Linked DNA regions of Homo sapiens: all the other regions are linked to region 5. A link is a contact called in ENCODE Hi-C or POLR2A ChIA-PET data. All regions are on one chromosome and are shown on one strand. Each heading gives the region's core, a stretch centred on a gene start or an enhancer-like site at or near the end of the contact. The rest is flanking DNA. Distances are from core to core; before and after follow the strand shown. Region 1 has its middle 33 kb from the start of KDM7A-DT. Region 2 holds the start of LUC7L2 (LUC7 like 2, pre-mRNA splicing factor). Region 3 has its middle 6.6 kb from the start of KLRG2. Region 4 has its middle 49 kb from the start of KLRG2. Region 5 holds the start of HIPK2 (homeodomain interacting protein kinase 2).

Region 1 (2,700 bases), core at 1-2,500, 430 kb before region 5:
GCTCACTGCAACCTCTGCCCACTGGGTTCAAGCAATTCTCCTGCCTCAGCCTCCCTAGTAGCTGGGATCACAGGCATGTGCTACCGTGCCTGGCTAATTTTTATATTTTTAGTAGAAACAGGGTTTTGCCATGTTGGCCAGGATGGTCTTGAACTCTTGGCCTCAGGTGATCTGCTCACCTTGGCTTCCCAAAGTGCTGGGATTACAGGTGTGAGCCACTGCGCCCTGCCTATTTTATTTCTTTTTTAGACAGAGTCTCACTCTGTTGCCCAGGCTGGAGTGTGATGGTGCAATCACGGCTCACTGCAGCCTCGATCTCCTGGGCTCAAACGATTCTCCCACCTCAGTGTCCTGAGTAGCTGGGACTACCAGCATGTGCCACCATGCCCACCTAATTTTTGTATTTTTTGTAGAGTTAGGGTCTCACCATGTTACCCAGGCTGGTCTCAAACTCCTGGACTCAACCGATCCTCCTGCCTCGGTCCTCCCAAAGTGTTGGAATTTCACGCATGAGCCACCATGCTCAGTCAGATGTTTTAGAAAAAAGTCTTGCACTGTTTGGGGCATACCTATGGTAAATATTGTTTACGGATTAGCTGAAATTCAAATTGAACTGAGCATCTTTTCTTTTATGTGGCAACCACGCTGAGGGGGCTTCTCGAGGCAGCCTCGACCCATGCGCCTGGCTCGGGTGCAGGGTCTAGTGAGGCCCATTTCCTCATTATCATCTCTGCCTCCAGGCTTCTGTTCCTGCAGTTTCATGCCCCGCTACCCCATGCCCTCTCCTGGCCTCTGGAGCCTTTCCTCACTTCTGGCCTCCTTTTCGTGATCTTCGGCGGTCTTCATGGTGAGTTCTTCCCTGACGGACTGCGCCTTGAGACTGGCTCACGTAATTTAGTCCCTAATTATACAGGTCAGGTCCATTTGCTGTTTTTTTCAGGTGAGTTACTCTACTCTCCCTAACTAGGCTCTAGTGCCTTTCAGGCAGGGACTGTGTCCGCTGGGACCTGAGCGTGGATCGGTTTCAATAAATCCCTGCTGCTTGAATGGTTGTAGAAATGGAACCGTTCCTCTTCCAGGAACTGGCTAATGAGAGAGCCACTTTGGTTTTCTTCGTATGCTGTTGTGCTGCCGGAGTAAACCAGCAAAGGCTCGGCATCTGCAGGTCGCTTGCAGTCAGCCTCCTGTTGCCCAGCCCACAGCCTGTTTCACTTCTCTTTCTCACATAGCAGGGCGGCTTGGGCTGCAGCTTGTTTTTTCTCAGCCAAGAAAGTAGCACCCAGAGTGAAAGGGAGTGCACCTCGCTTCAACTACAGTAAGGAACTGACAACTGGCACAGAGACCCTTAGAATAGAACAGGAGGAGGGACAGTGACAGGCACCTTTGTCACACCTCATCTCAGGTGGCATTGCAGCTGTGCTGAGCAGCAGGGCCTGCCTGGCTCCTCTGCCTTGTCCCCTGGCCAGGTTGAGCCCTTGGATGGATACACTGACCTCTGATACTCTTTCCTTCCTGCTCTTGTCCTGTCCCTTGCCTTGGCCAGGCGAGGGCCCGTGCAGAGCCACAGCTCCAGGTTGCCTTCGCCCGCACCTGTGCCGCTTTGCTGAAGCCTAACGTCTCAAGCTAGTAAGACACTCTCTGAGACCCACTGTGCTAAAGGTTCTGGGTCAGCAGTTGGTGGGGATTCTGAGTGCTCCGTGGCCCTCAGCTCCTCATTTTCAGCAATCTAGAAAGACGAGGAATCCCAAGCCAGGATGACGCTCCTCTGCAGCCCCGTTTATTATGCCGGCATCCCTGTGCCAGCTAGGACGTTAGATATGGGCATTACAGGTGTAACTGGTAATCCTGTCTGGGGAGGCCCTGATTTTATCAAGAGCAAGTGCATTGTGGGGGATACATACAGTTGGAAGAGCAAGTCTTTCCCTCAACACCTTTATCATCTAACGTGAAACAAGTGCTTGCTTTGACAGCACATACACTAAAAAATTGGAATGATACAGAGAAGATTAGCATGGCCCCTGTGCAAGGATGACATGCAAATTCATGAAGCATTCCATTAAAAAATTAAAATAATGTGAAACAAAATGAAAACAGAACCACTGATCCTTTGTTATGTAAATAACCCATCCTTAGTACTGGGTTCTGTGGGTGCTCCTTCCCCCAGCTGCTGGAGACATGGGTGGCTGATGGCTGCTCTTAGTTGAGTCCCTTTCCAGGAATTGCCCTCCTTGTTCAAGGTCACCCCTTTCCCCCAGGGCAGCCCATGTTAAGGACTGGTCAATGCCCAGGTGTGGTCCCCTAGCTCCAATTCAGGGCAGCTCTGAAGGGCCATCCCAGCTCCAGAGCTCCCTGTGGGATCCTGGGATCGACTGAGGCTCCTCCCTCTGCCCCACCTGTTCCCTTCACTCCCCATCAGTGACAGATCCTGGGGCCATGCTCTGCATCCAGTCTCATCTCAGAATCTGTTTCCTCTGGGAACTCAAGAAATCTATTTGTCCCTAAATCTGGGGATGCTAGTGCAGAGGATCAATGCTTCTGGAAGTCCACGCAGTGTTCACATGGAGAAAGAAGTGAATCTGGCGGTAAAAGAGTCTGACTTCTTTTCCCACCCTCTCTGCACTGGCTCCCTGCTTCTGGAACCAGGGAGCCCACTCAGAGGGCCTGCAGCTTTGACCCCGCCTATCTGCTCATCCCCCTTCC
Region 2 (2,700 bases), core at 19-2,518, 420 kb after region 5:
TCATCATTTTATTTAGAAATTCTCTTTATGACAAAGGATAATCCAGCAATTAAGGGCTCTCTATACAGATTCTAAACTAAACGCCTGAAAGGATCTTTGTTCTCCTCTATTCTACTTCACTGGGTACCAAATTTTCAAAATCGTTCTGTTAGGGACATGCAACATTTGTCAATATTTACTGAACAAAGCCTCTATTAAATTGTCTAACAAAATGGAGGTCTCTCGGAAAAACAGGCCATAACATGTTCCTTCTCACAAAATGGGGCCAAACACACCCACTTAAGAAACCATGGTTTGGGTCAGATTTTCCATAAAAATGGTTGTTTCTGTGGGGCTCGAGGGTGCATCTCTGAGACTGGGTTAGTAATAAAGGTTTCCTCCTGACCCAGGAAGAGGAGGGGGAAGCTTCTCTCTAGGTACTCTGGAGGACGGCGGCGAGGGATGATCCCAAAGCTCTGGGTTAAGGAATTATATCGGGGGTGGAGGCCTTAGCTTTCCGCAGGTACCTAACCAGCGACAAAACGGGCCCCCCAACTACGCAACAGAGACGCGGGCTCTCCCGTCTCAGCCAAGTCAACATTAAAAGCACAAACTCTCCTTTCTGCCTCCAGGCCCCGCCTCACCCCATTGGCAGCAGTTCCCGCCAATCCGCATGGTCACCGCCCCCCCTGCCCGCCTGCCGAGCCCTGATTGGATGGGACGGGGGACGGGGACCTCGTGTTACCAATCTGGGAGCCCCTTACTCAGCCACACGCGCGCGCCCAGGTGCGCCCTCGGAACCCCTTCCCTTCGCCGTCCCCGTCCCCTCCCCCACCCCCAGGGCCCTGGCAGAGACTTACCGTCCCGGGAGGTGCCCATCAACTGGTCCAGCATCGCGCGCATCTGGGCCTGCGCCGACATGGCGGCGGCGTAGCGGGCGGACGGGCGGGGGTGGGGCGCAGACCGGGCCCTTTTGGGCTGGGGGATAAGGGGAAGGGATGGGGGAAGGTGCGCTGCTGTCTCGGTGGCCGCCGCCGCCTCGAGGCGTGCGGAAAGGGAGCCGGAGGGGTTGCGGGAAGAGTCCGGACTGCGCTCCTCACGACGACGTGTACGTGGAAGACGACAGCCCCCGACAGCGACCCTCGTGCCCTCACTCTCCGTCCGGTTCTTGGGACAGAAGCGACACGGGCCAAGCAAGCTCTCGCCTTCAACACCGCCACCCGCCAGAAGCCGTCAACCCCCCCTCAAGCTCTGACGCCGCTCGCCGCCACCGTCGCCACGACGGGAGCGCGCACGCTCCTCGCGCTCAGTCGTTTCCCGCGGGGGCTCCACCAACTGGCGTCCAGCTGTATCACTCCGCCCGCCCCGCCCGAGTGGAGTTCCACCCTAACGGCTCTGGGCGCGTGCACGCGCGCTCCTCCCGCCCCTTTACCCCGGATCTCGCGATACTCTGGTTCCTTAACTGACTGTGCAAGCCGGATCCGCCCCGAGGCGCCAAACCTTACATTACATTCCCTCCCGGCTGTAGGGCTGGCGGCTAAGGCTGCGCTGCCCGCGGTGATGGCGATTCAGACCCAAATTAGCAAAATGCGCTAGAGGTTAGCCTGGGCGGAAAGTAAGTAGAGACCATGCCCATCGTCGACCGGACTGCGGTCAGCCTCCTTGGCGTCTGAGGTGGGCGTGCTCGGGGCGAACGCCCGCCCCGAGTGGCGTGGACGCGTCCTGGTTCTCGTGCGCCTTTCCCGGCCGGGAGCAGGCCTGTCTCGCCGCCGCCGGGGCCGCGTTCCTTCCGCTGCGTGGGGCTTTAAGGCTCCTCGGCTGGGAAGTGTCAACTTCAGGAGAAAGCGCCCGAAAGCAGTACCCTAGGAAACAGGCGCGCCGACCCATTCGGATTCATCTTTACCTACAAGGTCGCGGGCGGCTTAGTCTGAATGTGAAACCATAAAAACTCAGCGTATTCTCAGCTACTGGGGAGGCGATCTCGGGGAGCAGGGAGCCAGCGGCGCTGGCCGCAGGGAAGCCTGGATTCTGAAGCCCGGCCCGTGACTGGGGCCTTGGCTTCAGTTCTACCCCTCGTAGGGCTGGTGGAGGTGGTCACACGTCTGCTATGGCGTGGCTGTTAGAACAAACTGGAATAAAATACTTAGCCCTGAGCCTTTCCCTGGTGTTTCTAAAAACTGTTTTAGTAAAATATTAATTCCTTGCCGGGCGCGGTGGCTCACGCCTGTAAACCCCGCACTTTGGGAGGCCAAGGGAGGTGGATTGCCTGAGGTCAGGAGTTCAAGATCAGCCTGGCCAACATGGTGAAACCCTGTCTCTACTAAAAATATAAAAATTAGCCGGGCGTGATGGCGGGCGCCTCCCCAGCTACTCGGGAGGCTGAGGCAGGAGAATCGTTTGAACCCGGGAGACGGAGGTTGCAGTGAGTCGAGATGACGCCACTGCGCTGCAACCTGCGCGACAGAGCGAGACTTCTAAAAAAAAAAATTCCTTAAGTAAGACATAGGTCAGTGTGCAGGAAGAAAGGTTGCTTAAAAAGAAATCTAAAACTGTAAGAAAAATGAATGAGTTAATAAAACCAAATGTTTAAGAAGACAGGCACTTTCTAGATACTTTGAAAGGACATAATAGAGATTTGTGTTCCATTAACACTGTATATTCATCGCCTAAAAAGAAATTTAAAACTGTAAGAAGAATGAGTTAATAAAATCAAATGTTTAA
Region 3 (2,700 bases), core at 148-2,647, 290 kb after region 5:
AGCTGTTAATATATTTGATTAGACTACAATTTTCTACATTTAGTCATGACTTTCTGGTGGTGTATTCTAGGCCTTTGATTAGATTTTTGCAAGGCCTGTTTGATTTGGGGGATACTTAGGCCTCAAGACTCTTGGACTAGCAAATCTCATTCATAATGGGCTGATTTAGTTCAGAGGGGAAGAAGATACTATTATCCTTAAATCTGGGACCTCTTCACCAAGGTGCTCCTGGGCACTTGTACCTCCTCCCTTTGCTACCCTCAGTCTCTGGTGACAGGAGTCCCACACAGCCTGGCAGGAAAAGTCTGTTACACACCTGTGATGCAAGGAAGTGCTTTTCCTGGTCTCACATATCCAAGCCCAGCCCTACTCCATTGCTCCCCCAGGTCTCCTGGTCCTTCTACCTGCTCCCATCTAGGTCTTTCCAAGTATTGAACCCCAGACTCGACAAAGTCAGCTAACGCTGGGGACACTAATGCAGAGGAGAGCTAGGTCTGCCCCCCATATCCCTGAGCCACAGCTGTCTATCCACACCATTACAATCCCACAAGTGCTGCATTGGACAGGAAAGGATTCTGGGGATGGAGCTTCTAAAAGGGAGGGTTTTGTTTTGTTTTGTTTTTTCTTTTGAGACGGAGTCTCACTCTGTCACCCAGGCTGGAGTGCAGTGCCACAATCTCAGCTCACTGCAAACTCCACCTCCCGGGTTCAAGCGATTCTCCTGCCTCAGCTTCCTGAGTGGCTGAGATTATAGGCGCCTGCCACCACGCCCAGCCAATTTTTGTATTTTTAGTAGAGACGGAGTTTCACCATGTTGGTCAGGCTGGTCTCAAACTCCTGATCTCATGATCCAGTTTTTTTGTGTGTGTGTTTTGTTTTTTTGTTTGTTTGTTTTTGAGACGGAGTTTCGCTCTTGTTGCCCAGGCTCAAGTGCAATGGCATAATCTCAGCTCACTGCAACCTCCGCCTCCTGGGTTCAAGTGATTCTCCTGCCCCAGCCTCCCAAGTAGCTGAGATTACAGGTGCGTGCCACCAAGCCTGGCTAATTTTTGTATTTTTAGTAGAGATGGGGTTTCACCATGTTGGTCAGGCTGGTCTCAAACTCCTGACCTCATGTTCCTTTTTTTTTTTTTTTTTTTGAGATGGAGTTTCCCTCTTGTTGCCCAGGCTGGAGTGCAATGGCGTGATCTCAGCTCACTGCAACCTCCACCTCAAGGGAGGGCCTTTGTTTCAACACACAGATGTCTCAGGGAGCTGTTTTCCTGCTGGCCATGGCTCTTCTCCAATTCTCCCGGGATAAGCTTGTGTGTATTCAGGTGGAATGTTTTCTCAGTCCCTGCCTTACCCACACTCTTGACCTAAAGCTACCTTTTGTTCCTCCCCTAGAGCTGCCTAGCTCTCTCTCCTCTGCCTCGCCCAGCTGCAGGTGGATCCTCCACTAAAATGAGGCTGCCTCGTCACTCCCATTGGATGGCTGATGTCTCAGAAAGTTACAGGGGATGGGGGTCAGGGGTGCGGTGTGGCTGAAGGAACTGGAAAGTGAGGCCTAGTCTGTTAGTAACGGGAGCAACATCTATACCTCTGCCCCAGCCCATGACCTGCATGGACTCAATCAGCGGGAGACTGGGGATGAAACATTCGGGGAACCAGGAGGACTAGGGGAGCATAAAGCAGCAAAAGGGGAGAAAAGATGTGTTTGGGAGCCGGAGCTGCCCAATGACATGCTGGCTTTCCCACTTAGGAGCCGTGCACCCCTACACTAGCTCCTCAACCTCTCTGAATCTCAGTTTCCTCACCTGTGAAGTAGGGATTTTAGTTATTATGAAGAGTAAATGGACCCAACAGCCAAATGTCATGCTTGAACCCTGATGGGAACCTGGTTGGAAAAAAAATTAGAAAAATTTAAATTTGGTCTCCAAAATATCACCTGGCTCGGCGTTATTGTTCATTTCTTTGGTGTGAGAATGGCGTTGTACTTATGGAAAACACGTGTATTCTTCGCAGATGCACGCTGAAATATTGAAGGGTGAGGCTTCACGAGGTCGGCAGCTCACACTCAGATGGTTCCATAACAACAGAGAGAATGTTTGCACAGAGGTGGAGAGAAGGACAAGAACGATGTGTGAAATGCTAACTGTTGAATCAAGGTGGAGGGCGTTCACGTGATCACCATTTATTCTTTCCATTTTTCTTAATGTTTAAAAATGTGTCAACCAAAGATTGAGGGGGGGAAGAGAGACCAGGTGTGTGAAGCACTCTGCACAATGCCCCATTCAGCATAATTTATTTAATAAATATTCACTAAGCTCCTGGCGGAGATGTCAGTCAAGAACCAGGGATGGCGTGTCAGATACTGATCTGGGGATGCAGTGAGGATTTCTAGGGGGCCAGAGACAAGCATTAAAGGGTGAACAACCATGTGCACGTGCTGACCACAGACTGTGGAGAATGCTAGGAAGACAGCTGACAGGTGAGAGACCAAGGTGGGGGCTTAGGCGGTGTGAGGGGATGTCACACTGGCTTGGGTACCCTCTGAGCCTCTGAGCAGGTGGAATGTGAGCTGGGGATGGGCTGTGCCAGGGAGCTGGCTGTGCGGAAACCCCTCTCCTTCCTCATCTGTGTCTCCAGGGCCCCTAGAGGGGCCCAAGATGCCACGGGGATGACATCAGCCAAGAACCAGGAGTGGGAATGTTTGCCTCC
Region 4 (2,700 bases), core at 139-2,638, 340 kb after region 5:
CGAGACCAGCCTGGCCAACATGGTGAAACCCTGTCTCTACTAAAAAATACACAAATTAGCCGGGTATGGTGGTGCATACCTGTAATCCCAGCTACTTGGGAGGCTGAGACAGGAGAATCACTTGAACATGGGAGGTGGAGGTTGCAATGAGCCAAGATTGTGCCATTGCACTCCAGCCTGGGTGACAGAGCAAGACCCTATCTCAAAAAAAAAAAAAATTACAGGCCCTATATAAGATCTGAATAGACACTTCACCAAAAAGATACACAAAAAGCAAATAAACACATGACTTTAAGTGGGTAAGCGGCGGGGCACCCTTACAATGGATTCTACTCAATGTGAAAAGGTGGGATGTGCTGATGCACACAGCACGGGTGAGTCTCAGCAGCATCGTGTTAAGGGAAGGAAGTCGGCATGAAAGTCTGTATGCCAATAACTCCATTTATATAAAGTTCTAGAGAAGATAAAGCTCATGCTAGAGAGATCAGTGGTTGCCGGGGCCAGAGGTTTGAGGAGAGGATTGGGAGAGGCCAGGAGAGAATTTGTGGGGAGATGGAACTATTCTATATCATGATTGCAGTGGTGGGATACATTTGTCAACTTACTGTATGCTTAAAATTGGTGATTTTTTTTTGAGACGGAGTCTCGCTCTGTCACCCAGGCTGGAGTGCAGTGGCACAATCTTGGCTCACTGCAACCTCTACCTTCAGGGTTCAAGCGATTCTCCTGCCTCACCCTCCCGAATAGCTGGGATTACAGGTGCCTGCCACCATGCCGGCTAATTTTTTGTGTTTTTGGTAGAGATGGGGCTTCACCATGTTGGCCAGGCTGGTCTCGAACTCCTGACCTCAAGTGATCCACTCCCCTCGGCCTCCCAAAGTGCTGGGATTACAGGCGTGAGCCACTGCGCCCAGCCGAAATTGGTGAATTTTATTGTGGGAAAATTAAATCTCAATAAAGTTTTTTTAAGAAAGGTAGCCATTATCATTTTTAGGCATCTCTTACAGGTTTTGCCTTTGAATAAACGCAATAAAAATAAAGTAGTAGGTCCTGGGGTTAATCTAAACTACATTCAACTCCCCCAGGCCCTATCATGATACCTTGAGTACCTTTTTGACTTTTTTAAGCCTCAGCAATCTCATCTGTAAGTCTGGAGATGGTAACTTCTAGCTTATAGATTTATTGTTGTGAAGGACGAAGAGATGATGTGGATAACTCCTCAGTGCTGGGGTTATCTAGTCTGACTTTGGTAAATGTATTATTATCGCTTCCCAAGGGCACACAGCTTCTAAGTGGCAGATTCAGGGCTCAAACCGAAGTCTGTTTTCAAACCCTAGCTCCTGGCCGCCCGCGCCGCACCGCCTCACTAGCGCCCTCTTGCGCTAGTTCTATGCTCCAAGCACACTTCGGATTCTTTGACTTCCCCTGTAAGAACACAGCGTGCTGATCAACAAACCAGAGCATCTGCTTCTATTTATAACTCTAAGTAGAAAATTGACATTCAGCTTTTATAAATACTTTTAAAAAACAGGAACAGGCTGCAAGTCTTTTGATTTGGAAACTCTTGAGTAGCAAGGAGAAGGCTCAGAAGGCCACAAGGAATCCATACTGCTTACAGAGGGAGGGAGGGCAGGCTTTGGCCCCAGCAACTCATCAAGATGACTGCCGTGTAAAGGGGCTTGGCTGTTGATGCTCCCAGCCAAGGAAGGAAGGTAGGTGGCCAGTGCCTCCAGCTGTAAGCAGAAGCCCGGGTGTCACTGGTTGGGAGTAAGAGAAGGAGAATGAGAACAAACCATGGTGATAAGTTGGTTCTGAATTATGACCAGGCAAAGGGTGGGAGAACTGTGGCCACATTTGAGCTCTGATAAGAGCAAAGCTGGAATCTTAAATATTTAGACGCGGAGCCCTAAAGGATGTACTTGACAAGCAATAAAAATCTTAGAAACACTTTAGTGATTCTCACGGCTTGCTTCTTATTCCAACTGCAAATTAACCTGGCAGTCTGAGAACATACTCTATTTTAACTTCCAAGCTCCTCACAGCAAACATCCTGTGTCTGGGACATCAGGAGCCTTTCAGCTCCTCCCAGCCTCAGGGCCAAGTACCACAGGCTCAGGGCTCCCCAGGGACAGGTGCTGGCTGGAATCGCCTGTGAGGTTAAAAAACGCACGTGATGCTGGGCGTGATGCTGGGCGCGGTGGCTCACACTGAAGTGCTCCCAGCACTTTGGGAGGCCGAGGCGGGGGATCACTTGAGGTCAGGAGTTCGAGACCAGCCTGGCCAACATGGTTGAAACCCTGTCTCTACTAAAAATACAAAAATTAGCCTGGTGTAGTTGCAGGCACCTGTAATCCCGGCTATTCAGGAGGCTGAGGCAGAAGAATAACTTGAACCCCGGAGGTGGAGGTTGCATTCTCGGCAGTGAGGCGAGAATGTGCCACTGCACTCCAGCCTGGGTGACAGAGCAAGACTCCATCTCAAAAAAAAAAAAAAAAAAAGGCCGGGCGCAGTGGTTCACGCCTGTAATCCCAGCACTTTGGGAGGCCAAGGCAGGCTGATCACCTGAGGTTGGGAGTTCGAGACCAGCCTGACCAACATGGAGAAACCCCGTCTCTACTAAAAAATACAAAATTAGCCGGGTGTGGTGGCACATGCCTGTAATGCCAGCTACTCGGGAGACTGAGGCAGGAGAATCGCTTG
Region 5 (2,700 bases), core at 201-2,700:
TAGCAACAGTAGTCTAGGATTCTGCAAACGTGAATGGCATTAGGTTAAGAGAAGGGATAGGAAGTGTAGCATTGATTATGGGGGCAAGGAAGACCGCAGAGTACAAGATCACACAGAGGAAGGTGTCGTGATGTACCACTAAAAAAGTGTGAAAGAGCTTGCCTTTTTTGGGAAGGACTGAAGGATGGGAACGGAGGATGGAGACCGGAAAGGATAAGAAGTAGTGAGAAAATCACGAGGTTGTTTTTAAGAAAGTTATACAGTGTTAGAGATCATTATTTTACACAGATAGCTTTTCAACTTTTTTAAACCCACGATTCACAGACGGAAATAAAATTGACATCATGGTCCAGTACACTTGTCCAGTACCTATAATCGAAACAAAAGGTTTATGAAACAATAGTTGCCCTTACTAAGGGCAATGGACTCTAATATTTTCTATTGGATTCCATTTCGTTCTTTTTGAAAGCTGGTTGCCTTCCGCTGCATTTATTTTATGATCTATTACTGTGTCACGACCCACAGTTTTAAAAACAGTGCCTAAGAGGAGACTCAACAAGTCTTCCTAAGTTGGAGGGGATGGCAGGGCATCCTATCCAAGCATCCGGGAGGCAGCTGGAGAAGCAAACCTGGAGAGGCTCCCGGCTGGGGAGAGTCTGGAGAGTGTTTAGCGGAAGCCCTGATAGGAGAGAGCGCTGAGAAAAGCGAGGACCCAGAGAGTTGTGAGCTCCCATTCAAGTGATGGAGTGGCGGCCCTCGGGACAGTGTAGACGCGAGGAGGAGAAGATCAGGGTGGCGTGGAAGCCAGACTCCGGCAGGAACCCAGCGACCACCCCGGGGGCTGCATTTCCGCGGCGTGCACGGCAGGGCTTCGGTGCCTCTGACCTCGTGTGGCTTTCCGAAGCTCCTCCACTCACCCGCCCTCCTCCGGAGCACGGCGCGCGCCCACTCCTTCATTCATTCATTCCACTCCTACCTCCGCGAGCGCCAACCGGCTGTGAGATGGGCGAGCCACTTTGCCAGCGTGGGGCTCTCTTTCGGGTCGGTTCCCTCCCCGCCAGCACACGCGCGAACCCTCGCACCTGGGCACACACGCGCGCGCGTGCACACACACACACAAAGTTCTGGGGGCCCCTCTGCAGACCGGCTCGGCTGCGCTGGGCTCGGAGCCGTGCGCCCGCCGGGTCCAGGCCGGCCCTCTCACCCACTACCCGGGGCCCGCCCTGCGCCCAGTCCCCCCGCGCTGCGCGGCAGCCCCTCCCAGCGCGGTCCCCTCGGGCCGCCGGCGCGGCTCTGCCCTTCGGTTCGGCCTTCCCCGCCTCGCATCCGTGCCATCGGCGCTCGATTGCGCGCGGACTCCCTGTGGCTCTCCCGGCCCCGCGCCCCGCCCCCGCCCCCGCCCGCCGCCCCCCTCCGCCAGCAACTTTTGCGGAGCCCCCGCGCCCAGCCATGCTGAGCTGAGCCCCGCCGGCCCTGGCCGCGCGCTGCCCCCGGCTCCCGCCCCTCCGCGGATCCGCTCGGGGGCCGCGGCCGCTCGGCGCCTCGGCCTCGGCCGCTCCGCCCGCCCGGCCGCCCCGAGCCCCGAGCCCCGAGCCCCCCGCGCCGGGCCCGGGCGGCAGCGGCGGCGGCGGCGGCGGCGGCGCGCCCGGCCCCCTCCCCCGGCGCCGGCCACGGGAGGCGGTGATGCGGGCGCGGGCGGCCTCGGCTGCGCCGAGAGCGGAGACACAGGCTCAAGATGGCAGATTCCGACTGAGGCTGGGGGGGCCGAGCTCGCGCGCCGCTTTCCCGTCCCCGTTGCCATGAACCGCGGACACCCCGGCCCCGATGGCCCCCGTGTACGAAGGTAAGGGGCGCCCGGCCCCGCCGACCCCGCGCCCGCCGCCCTCCGCGGCCCCCGCAGCTTTGTTCTGCCCGCGGCCCCGCGCCCGCAGCCCCCGGCGCCTGCCCCAGCCCCCACCCGGGGCCCGAGGGGGCCGCGACCCCCTCCCTCGCCCGGAAGATGACCGGGACCCGGCGCCGGCAGGGTCTTGCTTCCAGGGCGGGGAGAGGGGCCGGGGGCGCAGGAGGGGAGGGGGCGTGTGCGAGGGTGGGCGGCTGCCCGGGGAGGGCAGGGACGCCGGGGAAGGCGGACCGGTGACTGTGCTTTTTATTTATTTGCGATAAATGAAGGTGATGCGGCTTAGCTTCCACCGCCCCCCCACATTACCTTTCGGAGCACCTCCTTTCCACTTCGCTCTCCGCCCCGCGCCCCTTCCCATTTCTTTCCGCGCCCACCCCACGCTCCTTTATTCTCCGCGAGCCTCCGATTTTGGGGGGGCTGTGGAATCGGAATGCACGGGGCTAGGTGGGGAGAGAGGAGAGAGATGAAAAGTCCATGTCAGAGCCAGGCAGAACAATGAAATAGGCGAAAATCTCCCCTCATTAGCGTGTGGAAGGGGACGTGGACTTTGGGTTTTCCAGCCGGGGGAGCGGCGGAGACGTTTTTCTGGCTCGGTCTGGGTCGATCTGTGTTGTGCACCTTCACCTGGCATCGGGGTATTTTTCCCCATTTGACTGCCTTTAGCAAGAAAGAAAAGAACGCAAGGCAGAAAAGCAGTAGGTCTGCCTCGCACACTGTCTTTCGTTTCTCTTCAGTCCGTTCTGTCAGCTTCCAGCCAGAAAGCAACCCAGAATCAACTAAGTTTTTACACTTCGATGTGT

The links. Hi-C counts contacts between places; a loop is a spot of excess contacts on that map. ChIA-PET counts read pairs that join two places held with the same protein, here RNA polymerase II (POLR2A). Pooled maps may share reads with other maps.
Region 1: a loop to region 5 is called in a pooled map, with 5 times the contacts of the local background. The contact joins the enhancer-like site here to the promoter of HIPK2 in region 5. A Hi-C loop is called at or near these places in 3 of 37 single-sample maps with no recorded cell type and 9 of 50 pooled maps.
Region 2: a map of CD8-positive, alpha-beta T cell shows a loop between it and region 5 (7-fold over the local background). The contact joins the promoter of LUC7L2 here to the promoter of HIPK2 in region 5. A Hi-C loop is called at or near these places in 1 of 168 maps with a recorded cell type or tissue (CD8-positive, alpha-beta T cell), 2 of 37 single-sample maps with no recorded cell type and 15 of 50 pooled maps. POLR2A ChIA-PET finds 5 or more read pairs at or near these places in 2 of 52 experiments (Caco-2 and activated naive CD8-positive, alpha-beta T cell).
Region 3: a map with no recorded cell type shows a loop between it and region 5 (2.3-fold over the local background). The contact joins the enhancer-like site here to the promoter of HIPK2 in region 5. A Hi-C loop is called at or near these places in 7 of 168 maps with a recorded cell type or tissue (HCT116, IMR-90, MCF 10A and 4 more), 16 of 37 single-sample maps with no recorded cell type and 18 of 50 pooled maps. POLR2A ChIA-PET finds 5 or more read pairs at or near these places in 1 of 52 experiments (OCI-LY7).
Region 4: a loop to region 5 is called in a map of ascending aorta, with 4 times the contacts of the local background. The contact joins the enhancer-like site here to the promoter of HIPK2 in region 5. A Hi-C loop is called at or near these places in 1 of 168 maps with a recorded cell type or tissue (ascending aorta), 1 of 37 single-sample maps with no recorded cell type and 6 of 50 pooled maps. POLR2A ChIA-PET finds 5 or more read pairs at or near these places in 1 of 52 experiments (HCT116).

What each region holds. Positions count from the first base shown.
Region 1 is chr7:140,208,926-140,211,625 of GRCh38, reverse strand. It overlaps the pseudogene RNU6-797P. Among named protein-coding and RNA genes, the nearest start is that of KDM7A-DT, 33 kb to the right of the region's middle. RefSeq lists enhancers at 1-838, 1,461-1,540. Within about 2 kb of position 1,250, at least 7 of the 41 ENCODE cell types and tissues checked have a DNase peak (open chromatin) inside an H3K27ac peak, as active enhancers do.
Region 2 is chr7:139,358,462-139,361,161 of GRCh38, reverse strand. LUC7L2 (LUC7 like 2, pre-mRNA splicing factor) reads right to left here and starts at 1,268. Exons shown (of 10, transcript NM_016019.5): 1 at 840-1,268. The coding sequence starts at 900. The region is part of intron 2 of FMC1-LUC7L2 (FMC1-LUC7L2 readthrough); the gene reads right to left. RefSeq lists a silencer at 574-1,003 and enhancers at 1,234-1,283, 2,004-2,133.
Region 3 is chr7:139,488,973-139,491,672 of GRCh38, reverse strand. No RefSeq gene overlaps it. Among named protein-coding and RNA genes, the nearest start is that of KLRG2, 6.6 kb to the right of the region's middle. Within about 2 kb of position 1,397, at least 2 of the 41 ENCODE cell types and tissues checked have a DNase peak (open chromatin) inside an H3K27ac peak, as active enhancers do.
Region 4 is chr7:139,433,424-139,436,123 of GRCh38, reverse strand. It overlaps a transcript of KLRG2 not described here. Among named protein-coding and RNA genes, the nearest start is that of KLRG2, 49 kb to the left of the region's middle. Within about 2 kb of position 1,388, at least 11 of the 41 ENCODE cell types and tissues checked have a DNase peak (open chromatin) inside an H3K27ac peak, as active enhancers do; they include ascending aorta, where a contact is called at or near this core.
Region 5 is chr7:139,776,748-139,779,447 of GRCh38, reverse strand. It overlaps HIPK2 (homeodomain interacting protein kinase 2), which reads left to right and starts at 1,450. Exons shown (of 15, transcript NM_022740.5): 1 at 1,450-1,843. The coding sequence starts at 1,825. It also overlaps a transcript of TBXAS1 not described here. RefSeq lists silencers at 1,105-1,334, 1,765-1,854.